Linked DNA regions of Homo sapiens: region 2 is linked to region 1. Evidence: read pairs that join two places in POLR2A ChIA-PET (ENCODE). Cell type or tissue: MCF 10A. All regions are shown on one strand. Links, peaks and the distances in the headings refer to the core of each region. The heading gives the core; the rest is flanking DNA. Region 1 has its middle 46 kb from the start of RNU6-1. Region 2 has its middle 58 kb from the start of PIAS1.

The links. ChIA-PET counts read pairs that join two places held together with the same protein. Peaks named below come from ENCODE experiments on the same cell type or tissue, not always from the same donor. Only the 100,000 strongest peaks of a DNase experiment are listed, where the experiment ranks them.
Region 2: POLR2A ChIA-PET joins it to region 1 with 12 read pairs; 5 of 35 experiments call an interaction of 5 or more read pairs at or near these places.

The regions. Positions count from the first base shown.
Region 1 is chr15:67,880,452-67,890,916 of GRCh38, forward strand. No RefSeq gene overlaps it. Among named protein-coding and RNA genes, the nearest start is that of RNU6-1, 46 kb to the left of the region's middle. RefSeq lists a cis regulatory region at 1,870-2,370. In MCF 10A, for the core only: no CTCF peak of the experiment used is centred there; DNase peaks (open chromatin) are centred at 440, 4,420 and 6,500.
Region 2 is chr15:67,991,392-68,001,856 of GRCh38, forward strand. No RefSeq gene overlaps it. Among named protein-coding and RNA genes, the nearest start is that of PIAS1, 58 kb to the right of the region's middle. In MCF 10A, for the core only: no CTCF peak of the experiment used is centred there; DNase peaks (open chromatin) are centred at 6,870 and 7,450.

The DNA.
Region 1 (10,465 bases), core at 1-8,000:
ACCTTAACCTCCCAGGCTCAAGTGATCCTCCTGCCTCAGCCTCATGAGTAGCTGGGACTACAGGCATGCATCACCATTCTGGGCTATTTTTTTTTTTTTTTAAATCAAGACAGGGTCTCATTATGTTGCCCAGGCTGGTTTCAAACTCTGGAGCTCGAGTGATCCTCCCACCTTGGCCTCCCAAAGTATTGAGATTACAGGCAGGAGCTATCATGCCCAGCCTGTTTCTGCTGTTTTTAGAACACAGATTATTAACTGGACACAGGCACCCAGAATAAGACTAAATTTCCAAGCATGCTTCTGACTAGGTGTGGCCATGTGTCTAAGTTCTCGCCTATGGGATGAGAACAGAAGTAAAATGTGCCTTTGAAGAGGATGTGTGCCTTCTCCTTCCTCTTTTTTCCCTTCCTGCTGGCTGCATTGTGCACTTGGCATTGCTCCATCATGCAGATGAGAGGTTGTATGTAACAGCAGCCAAAACTACATCCTGACTAATACCTGTGTTAATGGGCCAGACACTGCACTAGGGGCTCAGGACACAAAAACCAATACAATTAAATTTCTACATTCCAGGAGCTCAAAATCTTGGGTAGAAGACCAAAGGGTAAGCAAACACTTTTGAAGTCAGCACTGTGGTAGCCCCAGGGCCTCTGGAGCACGGCATAGCCAATCACCTACCATGTCTATCTATCCATTTGTGCATCTCTTTAGCCATCCGTGCATTTCTTAATTTACCCACCTACCCATAGATCAGTTCCTCTCTCATCTATCTGTTCATGCTTGCATTTATTCATCCATCTCTCCCACATATCTCATGAGGATCCTGCAGGGTTTTTGTTGTTGTTGTTTTATGAGACAAGGTCTCACTCTGTCACCTAGGCTGGAGTGCAGTGGTGTGATCATGGCTCACTGCAGCCTTGACCTTCTGGGTTCAAGTGATCCTCCCATCTCAGCCCCCTGACTAGCTGGGACCACAGGTGCATGCCACTGCACGGGCCTAATTTTTAAAATGTTTTGTAGAGATCAGGACTCACCATGTTGCTCAGGCTGATCTTGAACTCCTGGCCTCAAGTAATCCTTCTGCCTCAGCCTCCCAAAGTGCTGGGATTACAGGCATGAGCCACCATACCAGGCCTCTGCAGTTATTTTTGTTGAGAATTATATAGGGCCCGTTCAATTGTATTTTTCTCAAATTCAAGCCAATCAGAATGGCACCTTTCACCTCAATTTTAACAGATACCAGGAACCAAGATCACCACACACACGCAATATAATGATGAAATTTCATGTTCAAATCACATAACTAAATGCTGATTTGTGAACATTTTTAGATTTTCCTAGGTGATAAAAATGATACAGTCATTAGTTTTTTTCAAGGACAGTCTCCCACTTCTCCTGAGTTGGATGTGCCACCAGCCCACCTTAGAGCCAGCCCTGGGGAAATGCAGAGGGAGACAGAGGGCAAATTCGGTGTTTGTTATAATCATGTGTGATGCTATGTAAGAGCTATCTTTAGCTGTGTACCTCCCTTATTCTTGAGGGGTAGAGTAAGGTGGGGTGACCACCAAAGGAAGCCAGCAGGCTTCGTTCGCCTCCAGGGAATGAGATTCCTTGTCTCCCTCTCTTTCTTACTTTGGCCACTGAAATTTCTCCAAAACTCTTCTTAGGAATAAAGAAAAAATCAAGGGTGCAGATTATGGCAAGAACATAGTTAAGGTATGCAGTTTTGTTTCATTTAATGAGAAAATATAGTGGTTGTGTTAAGAAATTAAATGGCTCACACATTGATCCTCATTGATATATATTGAATGTTGTTTATCAAAAACATTGTGAATTTATTTGGTTTAAAACAAATATCAAACTTCAAATCAAACTTAAGTAGTAAGTCTAATATTAATGGAGATGAACTAGGATTCGAACTGAGCAAGGAGGGGGAAGGGATGGAGGAAGGAGGACTTTTTCTGTTTAAAATCTAAGGAGCCCTGGAACTTACAGAAATTCAGCCCTGTTTTTGGTACTAGGGAGATACAAAGATCAGATCTCTTCTGCCCCTGCTTGTAAGGCAGGAAATTTTCTGTCTACTTAAGTAGATGAGACACAAATCTGCAAAGTCATATAGCAGAACAGGAAGCTACTGTCAAGAGATGTTACAAAGGGGCGGGGGAGAGTAGGGAGTTGAGGTGGCGGGTAAGGATATGCCAAGTGTCAAGTAGATAGTGCAGGAAAGAAATGCACATTTCTCCAAGGGGGTGGTATCCACAATGGGTTGGAATGGCCAGGGAAGCTATTCTCTCCCCTTCCCTTCCTTCCTTCCAGTTCTAGGCATTGGGGGATACAGTGGTGAAGAAAACAGAAAGAAATCCTGCCCTTCTGGAATTTACATTCTAATGGGGGCAAGACAGACAACAAATGAAATAAATACAAATAACAGTGTGTAAGACAGTGATACGTGCTATGGAAAAAATAAAACAGGGAAAAGGAATCAGGACTATTGGGAGAGTGTAATTTAAATATTATGGTCAGGGAAGGCCCCACAGAAAAGGCGACGTGAGTAAAAACTGAAGGAGATGAGGGAGGGAACCATGTCAGTATTCAGAGGAAGAACATTCGGAACAGAGGGAGCAAATATGCAAAGCACTTATTCGGCACCTACTGCATGCCCACATGACAGCAATAGCAATATGTGGCTATTTGCCAAACTGTCTTCATTCGTGAAACATTTAAGCTTACTACAGAAGATAAGAGTTTTTTTCTTTCCCATGAGGTTGAGAATATATGGAGGATGGGTTGCCCAGAAGCAGTGGCAACATTTGCATTAAAAGAAGGCAGCCTTTTAACCCGAGGAGGAGGCTGAGAATCCAATGACTTTTCTGTCATACGATTGAGGGGACAGGAGCCTAGTGATAATGGGACACGGAGCTTCGGCTGCAGAGCTCTCTTTTGTCCACAATTTAGGGCAACTGTCTTGCACTCTGCCTCCATCCTCTGGGTAGACTCAGTGGAGGAAACGTTTCCACAGGCACCAGGCAACCGGGCTCCTGGAAGCAGCAGACCCGGGAGAGGAGAGCAACTCCCCAGCTTGGTGTTAGATATCATCTGAGACTCCTTACACCCTCGCAGCTTAGAAGCTCCTCAGATTACCAGGCAAGGCAAAGTTGATTTTGACAATGTCTGGGGAAGGAAGGGCTGCTCTTCCTGGCTGGCTGGCATAATCAGACTCTGGAGGAGTCGGCCTGCCTATCAAAGGAGGTGAGAGCTAAGTTGTTGCTGCCTTTCCGCTTCAGGATGAATGGATTCCACCCCATTGAACTGGAGTGACCTGGCGCCTGGATTCTTTCATCTCTAAAATGGGAAAAATAATTGTTGCACATATATGGTGTTGAAATTATGGCCCTCAATTGGTGATAATTATCATTACTTAGTATTAATAATTATTATTTGTGAAACTTCTCCCAGAATTGCTGCATGGATTGCAATGTCCAAATAAGCTTATAATGGGGCTTCCAGACACTAGCAGTGAGGCAGTTTCTGTAGAGGTTGAGTGGCGGCTCTTCACCGACTAACTGGGTTTGCGTCCCCCGCCTTTTTGTTTTCCTTTTTTAAAATATATTTTTTAAATATCATGGAGTGTCACTATGTTGCCCAGGTTAGTGTCGAACTCCTGAGCTCAAGGGATCCTCCCACTTTGGCTTCCCAAAGTGCTGGGTTTGCATCCTGGATGGCCTCTTAGGAGCTGTGTGCCCTTGGGCAAGTTGTTTAACCTTCCTGAGCTCCTGCGTCCCTATCTTTAAAGTGAAAATAATAATAGCACGTTTTACTACTTGGAAGGAGGCTGGACCAGGTTTTCTACAGCCAGACCATCTACGCTTTCCAAAGGGCCTGGGCAGCAAGTGAGTATTAGTCTACTAAGAGTGTAATTATGTTATATTAACAGCACCTACCTCCAAAGGTTGCTGCGAGCAGAGAGCACCTCACAGTGCTTTACAGCAGTGCCCGGCTATAACCATCACAGCATTATTATTAATGTGATTAGCCTCATTTTGCAGATGAGGAAATATAGGCCCAGAGAGGTTAAGATACCCCACGCAGGGACCTGCAGCTAGTCGGTGGCAGGGATGGCGCTGGAATCCAGGGGTTCCCTCCAGAACCCCACAGCGGCCCATGCTGAAAACCAGACAACGCCCGCCCCCGCCAGAAGGCACCCTGGGAACGGAAAGCTGGCAGCCTTCCAAGTCCCAGGACGCGCTGGGGCCCAGCCCCCGCTCCGCCCTCCCCCATCCCTGGAACAAAGTACACTTCTGCCGCAGGAACATTCCAGCAAACTGAAGGCATCGCGGGCGCGGCCGCCGCCCCCGCCTCCCCACAGCTGCACGGAGCGTCCACGGCCCCAGGCCGAGCCCCACTGTGCCCCGCTTCCGACCCCGCCCGCCCTGCCGGCTCCCCGTCGCCCGCCGCGTGTGCAGACGCAATCGCACCGGAGGAATTCTCTGGTCTCTTTGCTAACCTCGGGACCCGCAGTTGCAAAGGCTGAGGGACGGGGTGGGCGGAGCAGACGCTGAGGACTGCGGTGCCCTTAGGGGCACGGAGTCGCTTGGCAGCAACCGCTCCTGGGCCCGCTGGTCCCCGGTCCTGGGCAGCCCCCACTGCCCCACTTTACTCCTTTACAGGATAAAGGCATGCTGTTGTTAATAACAAGTAGAACTAGGAGAAAGATCTCTATTAATCCCACCAGGCTGAGACAACTGCTATTAATTCTGGTTATGTCCTTCCTGACTTTTTGTGTACACAAAAAACACAGATGTACATTAACACGAAATATCCTGCGATGATACTGTTTGTTTCTAAATTAACGAACTTTAGTTGTTAGAGCAGTTTTCAGTTAACAGAAATTTGGGAAGCTAGTGCAGCGTTCCCATATAACCTCCCACCGCTCCCTCAGTTTCCCCTGTTATTAATATCTTGCATTTGTCACAATTGATAAACCAGTATTGATATATTAGTATTCACTACATTTCATGGCTTATATTAAGGCTCACTCTTTGTGGCGTGAAGTTCTTTGCGTTTTGACAAATGCATAATGTCGCATATCCACCATTACAGTATCATACAGAACAATTGGCCCAAAAAATCCCCTGTGATCCCCTTGTTCACCTCTCACCCTCTAATCCCATGCAGTCACTGATCTTTTTACTGTTTCTATGGTTTGGCCTTTTCCAGAATGTCATATAGTCGGAATCGTATAGTCTGTTGCCTTTTCAGGCTGGCTTCCTTCACAAAACAATATGCCTCTTAAGATTCCTTCATGTCTTTTTGTGGCTTGATGGCTCATTTCTTATTTATAGCTGAATAATATTCCATAGTACTGACGTACCACAATTTGTTTATCCATTCACCTTTTCAATTGCCTCCAGTTTTTGGCAATTATGCAAAAGATGCTATAAACATTTGTGTGCAGGTTTATTTTACTGCTTTCTGGCTTGCTTTTAAAAATTATTTCAGTCCAGGTGAGGTATGGAGTAAAGAAACAAACAAACAAGTCATGAATGTCATTCAATATAAATGTAGATCTATATCATCATTTTAATGGCTACATAAGATACTATCAGAGTTTATTTAACCAGCCCCAGTTGTACAACATAGATTGCTGTCTTCTTTGATTCTGACCTCATAAACCTGTAACAACTTGGTCTACACTTGATAGTATCTTGTAGTTGTTAAGGCTTAGTTGCTTGTGTCCTGTGTTCAAATCCCAGCCACTCCACTTAATTACTTGGTGTCCCTGGATAAAGTATTTAATTCCTTATGAGTCAGTTTCCTCTTTGTGAAGTGGGAATAATAATGGCACTTATTGTGAGGATTACATGAGCTGATACATGTAAGATGTTTAGAACAGTTTAGAACCTAGAGCAATACAAACTCATAATAAAATTTAGCTCTTTTTATTATTTATTTATTTTTTTAGAGACAGGATCTCACTCTTTTGCCCAGGCTGGAGTGCAGTGGGGCAATCATGGTTCCCTGCAACCTCAACCTCAAGCAATCGTCCTGCCTCAGCATCCTGCATACAGGTGCACACCACCACGCCTGGGGGTTTCGCCGTGTTCCCCAGGCTGGTCTTTAACTCCTGAGCTTAACAAAATGATCCACCCACCTCAGCCTCCCAAAGTGCTGGGATTATAGGCATGAGCCCCTGTGCCCAGCTAAATTTTTATTTTTATTTATTTATTTATTTATTTGAGACGGAGTTTTGCTCTTGTCGCTCAAGCTGGAGTGCAGTGGCGCGATCTTGGCTCACTGCAACCTCTGCCTCCTAGGTTCAAATGATTCTCCTGCCTCAGCCTCCTGAGTAGCTGGGACTACAGGGGCGTGCCATCACGCCTGGCTAATTTTTGTATTTTTCGTAGAGGTGGGGTTTAGCCAAGATGTTAGCCAAGATGTTCTGGATCTCCTGACCTTGTGATCCACCCGCCTCAGCCTCCCAAAGTGCTAGGATTGCAGGTGTGAGTCACTGTCCTCAGCCTATTTATTTTATTTTATTTATTGTTTTTGGAGACAGAGTTTCACTCTGTTGCCCAGGCTATAGTGCAGTGGTGCAATCTTGGCTCACTGCAACCTCCACCTCCTGGGCTCAAGTGGTTCTCATGCCTCAGCCTCCTGGAGTAGCTGGGATTACAGGTGTGTGCCACCACACCCAGCTAATTTTTTGTATTTTTAGTAGAGATGGGGTTTTGCCACGTTGCCCAAGCTGGTCTCGAACTGCTGAGCTCAGGCAATCTGCTGGCCTCGGCCTCCCAAAGTGCTAGGATTACAGGTGTGAGCCACAATGCCCGGCCTTTTTATTTTTTATTAGAGACAAGTCCTCACTGTATTGCCTAGGCTGATCTTGAACTCCTGGGCTCAAGGGATCCTCCCACCTTGGCCTCCCAAAGTGCTGGAATTACAGGCATGAGCCACTGCACTTAGCGCTCTTATTTATTGTCTATTGAGCATCTACTTTGTGTCCTGAGCTAGGCTTGGGGAAGTTATCAAATACTAAATCCTATGTATAGTTTTTTTAATTAAAAAAATATTAATTTATAGAGACAAGGTCTCACTATGTTGCCCAGATTGGTCTTGAACTCCCGAGCTCAAGCAATCCTCTTGCCTTGGCCTCCTAAAGTGCTAGGGTTACAAGCGTGAGCCACTGTGCCTGGTCATATGTGTAATGTTACCCTCAAAACACTTTAGTTTGGCTCCTGCTGGGGGATAATGCAAAGCACAGTAGTACTAACTCTTTATGTTGTTTTCTCTGTGCCAGGCACTGTTCTGGACCCTGGGAGTAGCAGGGTTGGAATTTGAATGCAGGGGTCTGGTTCTAACCACCCTGCCTCTCTGTACAAGTAATCCCAGTGCAAAAGACAAAGCAAGATGTGTTCTAATAAAGGGGAGATGAAGAACTATGAGAATTCAGAGGACCCAGTGATGGCTTCCAGCTGGGCATACCAGGGAAGGCTCTTTGTTAAACTTCACTTAGTGAACACCTATGGAGCTTTTATAGACAATACACATCCCTAAGCACTGGGGGAGTAAAGAAGCACATAAAACCAATGGGAAACATATAATTTGGTGGGAGAGAAAGAAAACAGACTCAACAAGCAAATGTCAAATGGCAGGTTGTGACACAAGCTACAAAGGAAACACAGGCTTCCTTGACGATAATACTCGGGGTGTGGTGGGGATTGGCACCTTGGTCAGGACAGCCTTGGAGGAGGCAGCTCTGAAACACTGAGCACTGTGAGACGAGGAGCCAGCCATGGGAGGAACTGTGGGGGATATTCTAGGTGCCAGAATGAGCAAAAGCCTGGAGGCAGAAGGGTGTCTTGGTATTATATGTTTTAAATACCATCGGAAGCTAATATGGAAGGGACACAGGGAGCAAGGAGCAAGTGGCTAAAGATGAAGTTGCAGAGTAGATACGGGCCAGTTTCTAAGAACTTTCTAACCTAAAAGAACTTCCTGAAAGTGGCTGAATAGCCTGGAGGTAAGGACAAGAACATCCACTCCACGTGCAGCTGTGATGGACCAGGCTCTATACATGCTCTTCACACAGTGTTGTATTCAAACTTGCCTACGACTCACTTGGCAAGATAGGGAGCTGAGGATTGGGTTTTATTCCCAGTGTGTAGGGAAGCCACTGAAGGGTTTTAAGCAAGGAAGTAGCATGGCTGGATTGATATTGTAGAAAGATCCTGTGGGCTGCTGTGGGAATGGAGTGAATGTTTGCAAGGGAGGAATGGGGGGACCAATTACCTGACTACTGCAGTCACCTGGGCAAGAGAGAGAATGGAGATTTGGCTAGAATGATGGCAGTGGACAGGAAGAGAGATGGATTTGAATTATATTTCAGAGGTGAGGCTGAGAGAAGATGTTGATGGATTAGATTAGGGTGGGGTAGGGAGAGGAAGGAAACGGATATATGCTCATTTTAAGTGACTCAAACAATTCAGAAAAGTATAATGAAGAAACCATTTAAAATCCTCTAAAATCCACTTGCCCAGAGAGTACTATTAACTTGATGGAGACACCCTGCTAGACAGCTTTCTATCCCCAAACATAGGGAATAAATGGGCTCCTTCAGTTGAAAACCACAGAGATCCACTGAAGCTGACTTATGTACCAGATACTTTGTTTCGAGGACTTAGGGGTGTCTCCTGGAACTGCACACCAGTCAGCTTCATGAAGAACTGGAAGCAGTGCAGAAAGCCGGGAATACAGGGGCCTCTTTTTTCTCTCTGGGGCTTACCATCTACTTCTCCCTGCCTCCTCTAGTCTTCTCTTCTTTGGCTGACTGACCTTGGTGTGCACACTCCATGTGGCTGCCCTCCCTTGCTTTGTATTACTCCCCAACTCCAGCATCTAACAAGATGTGCTGATGGCCTTGAGTCACAGATCCCATTTTCTGGGAGAGAAAATGGGATCCAGCACACTGACGATGAAGTGGTCCATTCTTTGTGTATTGGTCTGTTTTCACATTGCTATAAAAAACTATCTAAAACTAAGTAATTTATAAAGGAAAGAGGTTTAATTGACTCACAGTTCTGCATGGCAGGGGAGGCCTCAGGAAACTTACAGTCATGGTGGAAGGCAAAAGAGAAGCAAGGTATGTCTTACATGGTGGCAGGAGAGAGAAAACGAGCAGGGAACTGCCACACACTTTTAAACCATCAGATCCAGATCTCTTGAGAACTCAATCACTATCATGAGAACAGCATGGGGGAAACCACCCTCATGATGCAATCACCTCCCACCAGCTTCCTCCCCTGATTACAATTTGACATGAGATTTGGGTGGGGACACAGAGTCAAACCATATGACTTTGCAGGATGGAGAAAGGTCACTGGTACAGATGCAGGTAGGCTGTTTCCTTTGGTGGTGGGAAGATGAGGTGGCTCTCCTGGATGCTGCTTTTATTTCAAAGGAATGGGTGAGGTTGTCAGGTGTGAAGCTGAGAGTGGATTGGGGATGGGATGGGATGTTTTCTAAAAAACAAGAAGATATGAAATAATTTGTGTTTGAGAGTAGAGACATGAATGAGTGCTGATGGCCCACTTGAGGTTTGTGGTCATAAATGTAAAGAGAGATTAGTGGACAGAGTTGTTTTCTTCCAGTCACATCTAGCTGCTCAGGTGAAGGGAATTTGCTCTGGCCATTTTTCAGGACAATATAATGAGGAAGAGAGGGGCCAGGAGTGGTTATTGTGTTAGAATCTAAAGGGATAATTAAGAAAGTGAGAAGATAAGTGAAGGGATAGGTAGTGAAAACATTAGGAACTCTGGCTGGGGTTGAAGAGTTATTGAGTCAGGATACTAGAGTGAGAGAGCTGGAAATATTGGAAGGGTTGGCCAAAGAGTGAGGTGGGGTGCTAAAAATGATGATTTTAAGGTGGTGAAGCAGTCATTGCTGACAGTCCAGGGCCTGACCATGGCAGCAGGAGACTGAGGCCATAATGAGTACAAGACAGCTGGAGAGGAAGAGATCAGGAGTCTGGGCAGCCAGCCTCCTACCTGGCCCTAGTGGTTCTCATGAGGTGTATTCACTCCCCTTGACTAGTCCCTCCTGTGCTCATTGGGGCTGGCATGTGTAATAATAACTGTATGTCTTCTGAGGCTGTGTTCTAAAAGACATTGCAGCTTCTGTCTTTGTTCTCTTGGATTGTCTCAGGGAAGCCAGCCACCACGCCATGAGGACACTCAAGCAGCCCTGTGGAGAGACCTACCTAGTTAACCAACCAGCACGAATTTGTCAGGCATGTGAGGGAGCCACGTTGGAAGCTAATCCTCCAGCCCCAGTCAAGCCTTCGGATGATTGTGGCAGCCCCAGGAGATAGGCTACAGCAGCATCGGAGACTCTCAGCCAGAGTCATCTGTCTCTGGCTCCCCAAAGCCTGCCCATAGAAACTGTATGAGATCATAAGTGCTTATTGAGT
Region 2 (10,465 bases), core at 2,466-10,465, 110 kb after region 1:
GAAGGGGCCTCCCCTGTCACCAGATATATTTATGTATCCTTCATTATGTGCCTTGGTTAATTGTCCCTTTCCTTTTTTTTTTTTTTTCCTTGAGAAGGGGTCTCATTCTGTCACCCAGGCTGGAGTGCAGTGGTGTGATCTTGGCTTACTGCAACCTCTGCCTCCCGGGTTCAAGCAATTCTTTTGCCTCAGCCTCCCAAGTAGCTGGGACTACAGGCGCGTCCCACCATGCCTGGCTAATTCTTGTATTTTTAGTAGAGACGAGGTTTCACCATGTTTGGCCAAGCTGGTCTCGAACTCCTGACCTTGTGATCCACCCACCTTGGCCTCCCAAAGTGCTGAGATTACCGGCATGAGCCCCTGCAGCCTGGCCTAATTGCCCCTTTTCTACCAGCTCTTCTTACAACAGAGAAATCCTGAGCCTCGCTTGTAATTATAGTGAGGAAATATTTCTATGAGCTTTTAAAAGGGAAGCCTAAACTGGGTCAAAATGTTGAAGGTGATAGGTCAGGGAGCAAGGGTCAATACTAGCTTTACTCTGATGAGTTGATTGCTAGGGGCTTTGAGTGTCTTTTGCCAAATTTGAGGGCCCTCTCCTAGAATTCCACTATCAGCACCTCATCCTATTGTTATTATTGTTACAACTGAGATTGATAGACATCTGTGGAGGATTTTACAGTCTGCAAAGTGCCTTTTACATGAAGTACATCACTTATCTTCACTGCAAATGCTGAGGGCAAGTTAGATTACTTGGCCCTACTTACTGCACTGTTAAAATGCATCTCTTCACTCCTCCAGAAGGGCCACAGGGCACTTGTTTCCAGTCATATTTATGTTTGTTGTGGGTAAAAAGCTAGCTTGGGCTGGGCATGGTGGCTCATGCCTGTAATCCCAGCATTTTGGGAGGCCAAGGCGAGAGGCCAGGAGTTTGAGACCAGCCTGATCCCATCTCTATTTACCAAAAAAAAAAAAAAAAAAAAAGCTAGCTTACAGTACTAGTAGCTCCTGCCTTGTTCATAGGAGGATCTCAGCACCTAGCAAAATGCCCAACACGTAGAATACAGGAAATGTTTATTGAGAGAAAGAATGCATGCATCTAGCCTAGGAGTTTTTTTCCTTTTTATTTTTTATTTCAATAGCACTTGGGGTACAAGAGGTTTTTGGTTACATGGATGAATTGCACAGTGGTGAAATCTGAGATTTTAGTAGCATAGGAATTCAAGTGACTATTGCTCATTTATAGGCCCTCTCCCTGTTCAGTACATTCTCACATCCATGCCTTTGCAGATTCCACGTACTTGAAACTCCCTCTAAAAATGTCCATCAGCTTTGGCGTGGATGCTACTAATTTAGAGACCCTCCCGGGGCTACGGACCCACAGTGATCCTTTCTTTTCTGAAATCCTTCAGCCCTCCTCACCCAAATCATCAGTGCCACTCAGCCTTGACATCAGATTGGAACCAATTAATTACCTGCTAAACTACCTCATGTAAGAAACAGGTCTAAAGATGTAAACAGCCTTGCCCAGTGAGTCAGTGGCAGGCAGGGTCAGACCCAGAATCCAGGTCTTTTATTAGCTGCCCAGTGTACTTCCCATTACATCAAGAACAGGAAATAGGTTTCACCATGACTATCACCTTTGATCAAGCTGTGGTGGCCGCCCAGAGTGATAGACTGAGAATGCCTGTGAGAGAGCAGCCCAGGATGGTGGGAAAGAGTGCTGCAATCGCTTGATCATGTCTGCCAGGCTGTGGAAATGAAGAGTTTGGTGTGGAGAGTGGCTCACATTGCAAAAGTTGGGACCCCCATTTAATCTGACCTGAATCCTCCACTGTAAGGATGTTGTTGGCTGTCCCTTCACTCTCCCAACTCCAAGAGAATTGATTCAGGGCAACTCCCTTTTGCTCACATTAAAAAGAAATAATAAGCTTTTTTTTCTTCTCAGACAGAGTCTCGCTCTGTCACCCAGGCTGGAGTGCAGTGGTGTGATCTTGGCTCAGTGCAACCTCTGCCCCCTGGGTTCAAGCAATTCTCCTGCCTCAGCCTCCCAAGTAACTGGGATTACAGGCACATGCCACCATGCCTGACTAATTTTTGTATTTTTAGTAGAGATGGGGTTTCACCATGTTGGCCAGGCTGGTCTCGAACTCCTGACCTCAAGTGATCTGCTTGCCTCAGCCTCCTAAAATGGTGGGATTACAAGCGTAAGCCACCACACCTGGCCAAGAAAGCATAATCTGAAGGTCAGTCCTGGGGTTAGGTCAGAACTTCCCTCCTACCCTGCTTGGAGTTAAGGATATAGTGCTTGTTACTTGTCCCCCAACTCCAGAGTCAGCTTCAAAGATTTGACTGTGTATTTGTACAATTAGAAGAGTAATCTCTAGGAAACAAGCAGCTCAGTAATGAAATGTTACAATCCCAGCAGGGCCAAGCAAGCCTATTGTGGTGCTTTCTAGGCAGAAGGAGGCTTAAGGAAAGGATCAAGCACATTGCTGCTAAGAATGTGCAATACCAACTCCACTGAGAGAGAAGCACGGTTGCAAACTAGGGGACAATTAGATGTTTTCCTTCTTTGTGGATTTGGAAGAGTGGTTGCAAACACAGATGCCTCTAAGGGCAACACAGATAATATAAATAAGTGAATCAGCCTGGGTGTAGGGCAGCAGGGAGCAGTGGGGACTGTGGCTGAGAGTGCCTGTCCTACCTAAAGGATTTCCAATTCTCAGGTATTTTTAAAAACGTAGTACTGGCCAGCCGGACGCGGTGGCTCACACCTGTAATCCCAGCACTTTGGGAGGCCGAGATAGGCGGATCATGAGGTCAGGAGATCGAGACCATCCCGGCTAACACGGTGAAACCCCGTCTCTACTAAAAATACAAAAAAATTAGCCGGGCCGTGGTGGCGGGCACCTGTAGTCCCAGCTACTCAGGAGGCTGAGGCAGGAGAATGGCATGAACCCAGGAGGTGGAGCTTGCAGTGAGCCGAGATCACGCCACTGCACTCCGGCCTGGGCGACAGAGCAAGACTCAGTCTCAAAAAAAACAAAACCAAAACCAAAAACAAAAAAAAACTCATAATACTGGCCAAATAGAAGATGTTTGCAGGCTTCGTTTGGTTTTAGGACTTTAGACTGAAAACATTACAGATATGTGTGTATCCAATCTATCTAATTTATCCATTACTTAATGGCAAAAACTGAAATTACTTTTGCACCAACCTAATAAAAGTTATGCACTGGTGGCCGGGCGTGGTGGCTCACACCTGTAATCCCAGCACTTTGGGAGGCCGAGGCAAGCAGATCACTTGAGGTCAGGAGTTCAAGACTAGTCTGGCCAACATGATGAAACCCTGTCTCTACTAAAAATACAAAAATTAGCCAGGTGTGCTGGCACACACCTGTAATCGCAGCTACTTGGGAGGCTGAGGCAGGAGAATCACTTGAACTCGGGAGGCAGCGCTTGCAGTGAGCTGTGATTGTGTCACTACACTCCAGACTGGGTGACAGAGCAAGACTCCATCTCAAAGTAAAATAAAATAAAATAAAAGTTATGCCCTGGTTAATCAGAAAAATAAAGAAGCATACCTGATCCTCCGGATGGTAGTTCTGTTTTATGGAACAGTGTGCCTCTGCTGACTGTGATCAGTCCTGCTGACCCTGGATATCATCCCAGACTCAATAACTCAGACTTAAAGAATGGTATTGAGGAGAAGGAGATGCTTTGGGGTAAGATCAAGCCCTAGACTTTGAAGGTGAGATTTCCTGAAAAGTGGGAGAAGATTTGCAAGCCAGAGTAAAAAGATGTGCAAGTCAGATCTGTAAGGCAGAAGCACAAAGGAGGAAGCTTTCTCAGAGAAGCCTGAGGCTGGGGCACAGGATTAGAGACTGGTAGGGCCCCAGGTAGGACTGAGTTGTGCAACATGGCAGCCCTGGGGAGGGTTTAACTTATTGATGTGCTCCGTCAAACTATGAAAAATTATATAGCACGCAAGCTTAAAATGTTTCCCACTACTACACAGAGATTCCCCTAGATATCTTATCCTCCTAGTTTCGCCTCATATGACATTGCTGTGGAGATAAAGAGGTCAGGCAGAGGAGGAGAGTGGCCTCTCCCTCCTGTGAGAAAAGGCACTTGCTCCCAACAGGATCAGGAGTGAGGACTCAGATGGTCCTCGCAAGCCATCAGGGGGAGCATGTGGTGTTGAAGAGACCCTGCCGTTCAAACCTCCTTGCTGGTAGTGACACTGAGGGACTGGAACCCCTTAAGGGGAAGCAGCTGAGGTTTGGGCCAGCTCAGGTGAAGCAGGCTGGCTGCCCTCTGCCCTAATCCTCTGAAGGAGCTGGAGGTAAGAAATGCTCTGACTCTCTCACAGGAGGGCTGGAAGACCCAGTTCAGTGGGAACTGTAAAATGCTTGGGAAAACAGAGACCCCTATTAATGCAAAATATTATTATGAACCCTCCCTCCCCACATACTTTTCAACCTCATGAGGTGTTGTCTTTAAGGCCCAGTCTGGTTTAAATTATAAGATGAATAAACTCACCTGACCTGACAAGCAAATGTTCTGCTGGACCCACAGAGCCTTGGAAAGAGCAGCCTTTGCTTCTCCGCCCGTTTAGGAGGAGCAACCCTGTGGGCCTGTGGGAAATGCATGGACTGGGTGTCTGGCAGGTCTGGGTTTGAAGCTCAGCTTCATGAGCAGTGGGCCTTGGCCTTGCTGCGCCTCATTTTCCCCCCCTCACAGGGCTGTCTTGAGGCTGGGTGGAGTAGTCCTCTGGAAGCCCTGAAGGTTTGACCGTTCTAAAGCAGTGTTTCAGGTGAATTTATACATTGATGGGAAGGAAAGAAAGTCTGTTGGATTTTTAGACGATGCTTATGCTTTGGATACAATCAAGCTCTTTCCCCAAGGGCCAGACCAGGGACAAATGAGCTGTATCCCTAGTAAGCTAGCTTTCTTTTAATATGAGGATGTATTATTTGCCACAAAGGACAAATGTGAAACTACCTCTTGATCAGTCACAGACTGTGGGCCTCTTGGGAGTCTGGGAGGTCACAGGTCAAGGCCTAGAGAAATGGCTGTGTCCTAGGATTAGGGACAGTGGAACTGCTTTCTCTCCTGAGGCCTCTTTGGTGTGGTCATGGGGTGCTGCTGATGTCTGCAGCCCTCTGGGCACTCTCTCAAAGCTGCCCTGTAGCTGGAACATCTATCTGCATCCCTACTCAGCGCAGAGGCAGTGAAATGGCAGCAAACAACTCCCTTCTATTTCCTGGTGGCTTGTTCTCTGGGACACGGAGAAGAGCATGGTGACTGCCAGGTTTCAGGCCTATCTAGCAGGGCAATGAGAGCTCCTGGGCACCTGAGGATTCAGAACCACTTCTTTCTTTCTTTTTAATTTTTTTTTTTTTTTTTTTTTTGAGACAAAGTCTTGCTCTGTCGCCAGGCTAGAGGGCAGTGGTGCGATCTTGGCTCATTGCAACCTCCGCTTCCCAGGTTCAAGCAATTCTCCTGCCTCAGCCTCCTGAGTAGTTGGGATTACAGACACACACAACCATGCCCAGCTAATTTTTGTATTTTTAGTAGAGACGGGGTTTCACCGTGTTGGCCGGGATTGTCTCGATCTCTTGACCTCATGATCCGCCTGCCTTGGCCTCCCAAAGTGCTGGGATTACAGGCATGAGCCACCGTGCCCGGCCCAGAACCACTTCTTAATTGAAGAGAACATCTTCCTTCTCTTTGTCTATGGGATAAAGTCCTATACCTGTAACCAAGGCCATACCCAAGGGTCCCCCAAATAGCTCAACTCAACTGGCTGATGCTCATGGGTAGCCATGACCCCTCCAGCCCATTGCCCAGCCTGTCACACGCTTCCTGCCTTTACACATGCCACTCCCTCACTTCCTATTTCTACCAGATGAACACCTGCCTGTTTATCAGTGTCTCTGAGAAAACATCCCCCTTTCCCCCCAAGAGCAAGGGCAAGGCTCTGCCTTCATTGCATCCTTAGCCCTCCAAGCTAGCTGATCTACTCTCACATCACTCCCCTGACCAGCATGTAGAAGCAATCCACACAGAAGCAGGCCTGGCATGAAGTGTGGTCCTGGGGCCCCTGTTGGGCCATCTTAACTCATTGGTTGCTTGATCATGAGGTGGGGCCCAAAGAAGTGACAGGGCTGCTGGGACTGAGGGAATTACTCAGGCAATTGATGCTGACTCTACCTTTTTGTGATCAATCTGGTCTCCTTGGTTCCAGGATTTGGAGCTCTGTGCTCCAGCAATGCAAGCTGCCTCTGAACCATTTGTCTTGTCCTCCTGCCCTAGGACTTTCCTTCTGCCTTTGACTTTAATTTTCTGCATGGATCCTGGACATGGTTCAAACTTCTGGTTCTAGTGGCCCAACTCTCTATGAAGAAGAATTCCCTGTCTCAGCCCCAGAATCTCAGGTTTTCACCCAGCTTGCTATCCTCAAGGGATAAATCAGACTCTTTCCTCTCTGCATCCCATCTTTTTGTTGTATAACTTATTTTGGGTTTTGCTTGTTTGTTTTTTGAGACAGGGTCTCGCTGTGTTGCCCATGCTGGGGTACAGTAGCATGATCACAGCTCACTGTAGGTTCAATTTTCTGGGCTTCAGTAATCCTTCTGCCTTAGCCTTCCCAGTAGCTGGGACCACAGGTGTGTGCCACCATACTCGGCTAATGTATTTTTATTTTTTGTAGAGGCAAGGTCTCACTATGTTGTCCAGGCTGGTCTTGAACTCCTGGGCTCAAGTGATCCACCTGCCTTGGCCTCCCAAAGGGCTGGGATTATAGGCATGAGTCATCATGCCTGACCTAACTTATCATTTTGTCTTCTAACTATTTGTTTTCATGACTAAGCCCCTCCCTGGACTGTGAGCTATTTAAGGGCAGAGTGGATGTCATAACATATTTCATAAATTAATGCATGAATCAATGATGATCAGTGTCTGTAGTATTACAATCACTTGTAATGCTACAGATGATATTATAGCCCTATGAATTACATAGAAAATCATTTTTATCATCCATGACTTCCATTTCAAGTCTCCCAAGAGGGAGGAAAAAGAATCTCTGCCTGTCTGGCCCCACGTGGAGTCCAAGGAATATTATAGTTCTTTTCCTTGTATTTTTCTAACGCCACTACATTTTGGGGGGCTTATCCACCTTAGTACCTACTAAGTTCAAATTTGGACTAAGTCTGTAGCTCGGTTGTGCATTTTGAACTTCATCTTAAATTGGTCATGGCCCATTGCTACTGCTTCACATTTCCTCCGTCGTGTTTTCTCTTTTATTGCTTCTATAGGTTGTGAGTTAGGATAATAAAGTCAAGATAAAATTGCTCCAAGCCATTTGCAGCTCTGGGAAGCTGGCACAGGGCTGCCAGGAGCTGGCTGGGTGCCACCAAGAGGAAAAAATATTCTTCCGTGTTGCCAGCCTTATCAGGACTCCTCACAGTTTCTTGCCAAAATTTTAGGAAAACGATGATCTACTCCCCTGCAGCTATTCTGTATGTTTCTATAGGTGGGGAGTCTTTCAACAAGGATTTTCACTAAAAATACCTCTCATGTTTTTCCCCTGGTTTAAGACTGTAACTTGAGCTCCATATTGTGAAATACTGACATTGAGATATTAATCACTGTGCATAGTTGAGGCATCATTGTCATCATCATCAGCCACTCACACTAACTGAAAGTTTATAAGCTATGGAATCCCACTCAGGACGTGCTCATGAAAGAATAATTGGAGATTATTTTTTAACTGTGAAAAATGTTCTTTTGGAGGAATGAGGAATTGGGAAAATAGGAACAGATTATAGAAAGCTGGTAGGAAATCACAATTCTATTCTTTTATTTTCTTTCTGTTTGTTTTTCCAAGATAAAGGGTCTCCTTATGGTGCCCATGCTGGCCTTGAACTGGGCTCAAGTGATCCTCCCACCTCAGCCTGCCAAAGTGCTGGGATTATAGGCATGAGCCACTCTGCCTAGCCTAAAATTTTCAATTTTTTTATGGAGGTGTGGTCTCACTATGTTGTCCAGGCTGTTCTTGAACTCCTCCCTCCTCGGCCTCCCAAAGTGTTGGGATTACAAGCATGGGCCACTGTGCCCAGCCCACACAACTCTACTCTTTTAAATATTTGCTCTACATCTGTTTGATGCCACAACAATGACTCAATTCCGACAATTCAATTTATTTATATGGGTGTGGCTTTTTTTTCTTATTCGATGGGGGAGTTTGTCTATCTGGCATAGACAGACAAGCCAAATTTCAAATTCTTGTTTAAGTGTTGAGAAGATATGGCCATAAGCATGTCTTTACTCAGTCAATCAATTGAACTTCAATCAACAGTGCCTACTGAGCACTAACTATGTGCATGCCCAGTCCTGTGTTTGGAAGGATACAGAGAATAAGGTACCATTTCTCCCTTTTCTTTATTAATTTATAGTCTAGTCAGAATTTATAGACTAGTCAGGCAGTCCTGGGCTCAAATCCCAATGCTATAACTTAGCAGCAAAGTGGAATTTTGGCAAATGATCTAATATCTCTGCACTTCTGTCTCCTCCTCTGTCAAATGGGGTGATGATAACACCTAATTCACAGGGCTGCTGTAGGAATCAAGGGAGATTGTGGGTGTATTCTGTGGGGTGTATCTATAAGTATTGGCTTTCTTCCCCTTCCCTTAGCCTTTAGCCTGGGGTAACCTCAGTGGAGAGGATTCCTAGAAGCCCTGTGTAAAAGCCTTCTTCTTAAGGCTAAGGGCAATTACCTCCATGGCCACGTGAAAATGGGCGCATAGTGGCTGGCTTTAAGTGAAGGCTGCAAACTGGCTGCCCACTGGCCAAAGCCAGAGTTAGACACTTCCAATTAGTCCTATATGATGTTAAAAAAAAAAAAAGTAATCTGCGGGCACAGTGGCTCATGCCTGTAATACCAGCACTTTGGGACGCTGAGCTGGGGGGATTACTTAAAGTCAGGAGTTTGAGACCAGCCTGATTAATGTGGTGAAGCCTCGTCTCCACTAAAAACACAAAAATTAGCAGGGCATGGTGGTGCACGCCTGTAATCCCAGTTACTCGGAAGGCTGAGGCAGGAGAATTGTTTGAATCTGGGAGGTGGAGGTTGCAGTGAGCCAAGATCTCGCCACTGCACTCCAGCCTGGGTGACTCAGTGAGACTCCAACTCAAGAAAAAGAAAAAGAAATCTGTTGCAAGCATTTAAATATCAAAAGCTATTCATTAAAACCCCAATTTGGGGATTCTCTTGAAAATCGGAAGATTCTGGCTTTTGACATTTGGATGGAGCTGACCACAAGCTACTTTCTTTGGATGGGTCAAGCACTCTCCAGAGTGCTTGTGACTTCCCACAGGGAGATCAGATGTGGTAAAAGGACACCATTAGTTCAGATCTAGCCAAAGTTCAAAGCTTAAGAAAAAGAACCAAGCCAAGAATGATGAGCCAGGGCAGCCCTGATAGGACCCACCAGAAGAGTAAAGGCTTAGTTCATTTAACAAATATTATTGAGCACCTTGATGTGCAAGTCACTGCATTGGGTGCAAGTGGGAAAGAGAAAGAACATGTGTTGGGAGCCTACTATGTGTCAGGCTCTGACATGAGCTCATCTAATCCATCAACTTCTTGAGGTAGGTATTAAGATTTTTTTTTTTTTTTTTTGTAAATGAGAAAGTAGGATTAAGTGGCTAAATGGATCAGCTGCTAAGTGCTGGAGTCAGGATCCCTGTACTCTGAGGGCCTAGGTTTGTCCTCTATACCTCAAGCCTGCGAGAGCAGGATGGAATGCGTCATATGTTCCTCTGTACTGTTCCATGTGCAAACTGGGCACATGACTGTGGATTGTGTGAATTTTCTGGTGAACGATAGGACAGTTTTTCCTCTGGCTCCTGCTCTCAAGAAGATTCTAGAAGCAAAGGAGACGATGATTGCCAGACAATGACCAACCAAAGGCTGTGGGGCTCAAGGCTCTGGGAGGAGGCAGCGTGTGAACTGGGCCTTAAAAGTCAGGAAGTTTTTGATAGGCGGAGGAGGCAGGAAAGGATATGCAAGGCATGGGGACAGCCCCAGCAGAGACACGAGGAGTAATCTGGAGTATGTGGGGCACAAGGTGGTGCATGGATGGGGCCCAAAAGTCAGGATGCAGTCAGGTCCTGGATGACCCTGGTGCAGCTAAACAATCCAGACTTCCTCCATTTCCTTCCTGGGGCCATTCCTCAGGCCCATCCTTTTCTCTGTCCCTCTTGTCCACCGGATCTTTCTGCTCCCTGCCATGGCTTCTGGAGCACAAGAGAGATGAGGGAACTCAAGCAAATGTATAAATGATTGAAGGCATTGAGAGCTCATGGTATCTAATAGGGATCTGTTTTAAAGAACTAAATAATATCATTATATAAAGCTGACCATCTCATACGAAATGACTCTGAAATGTTACCCCTGGAT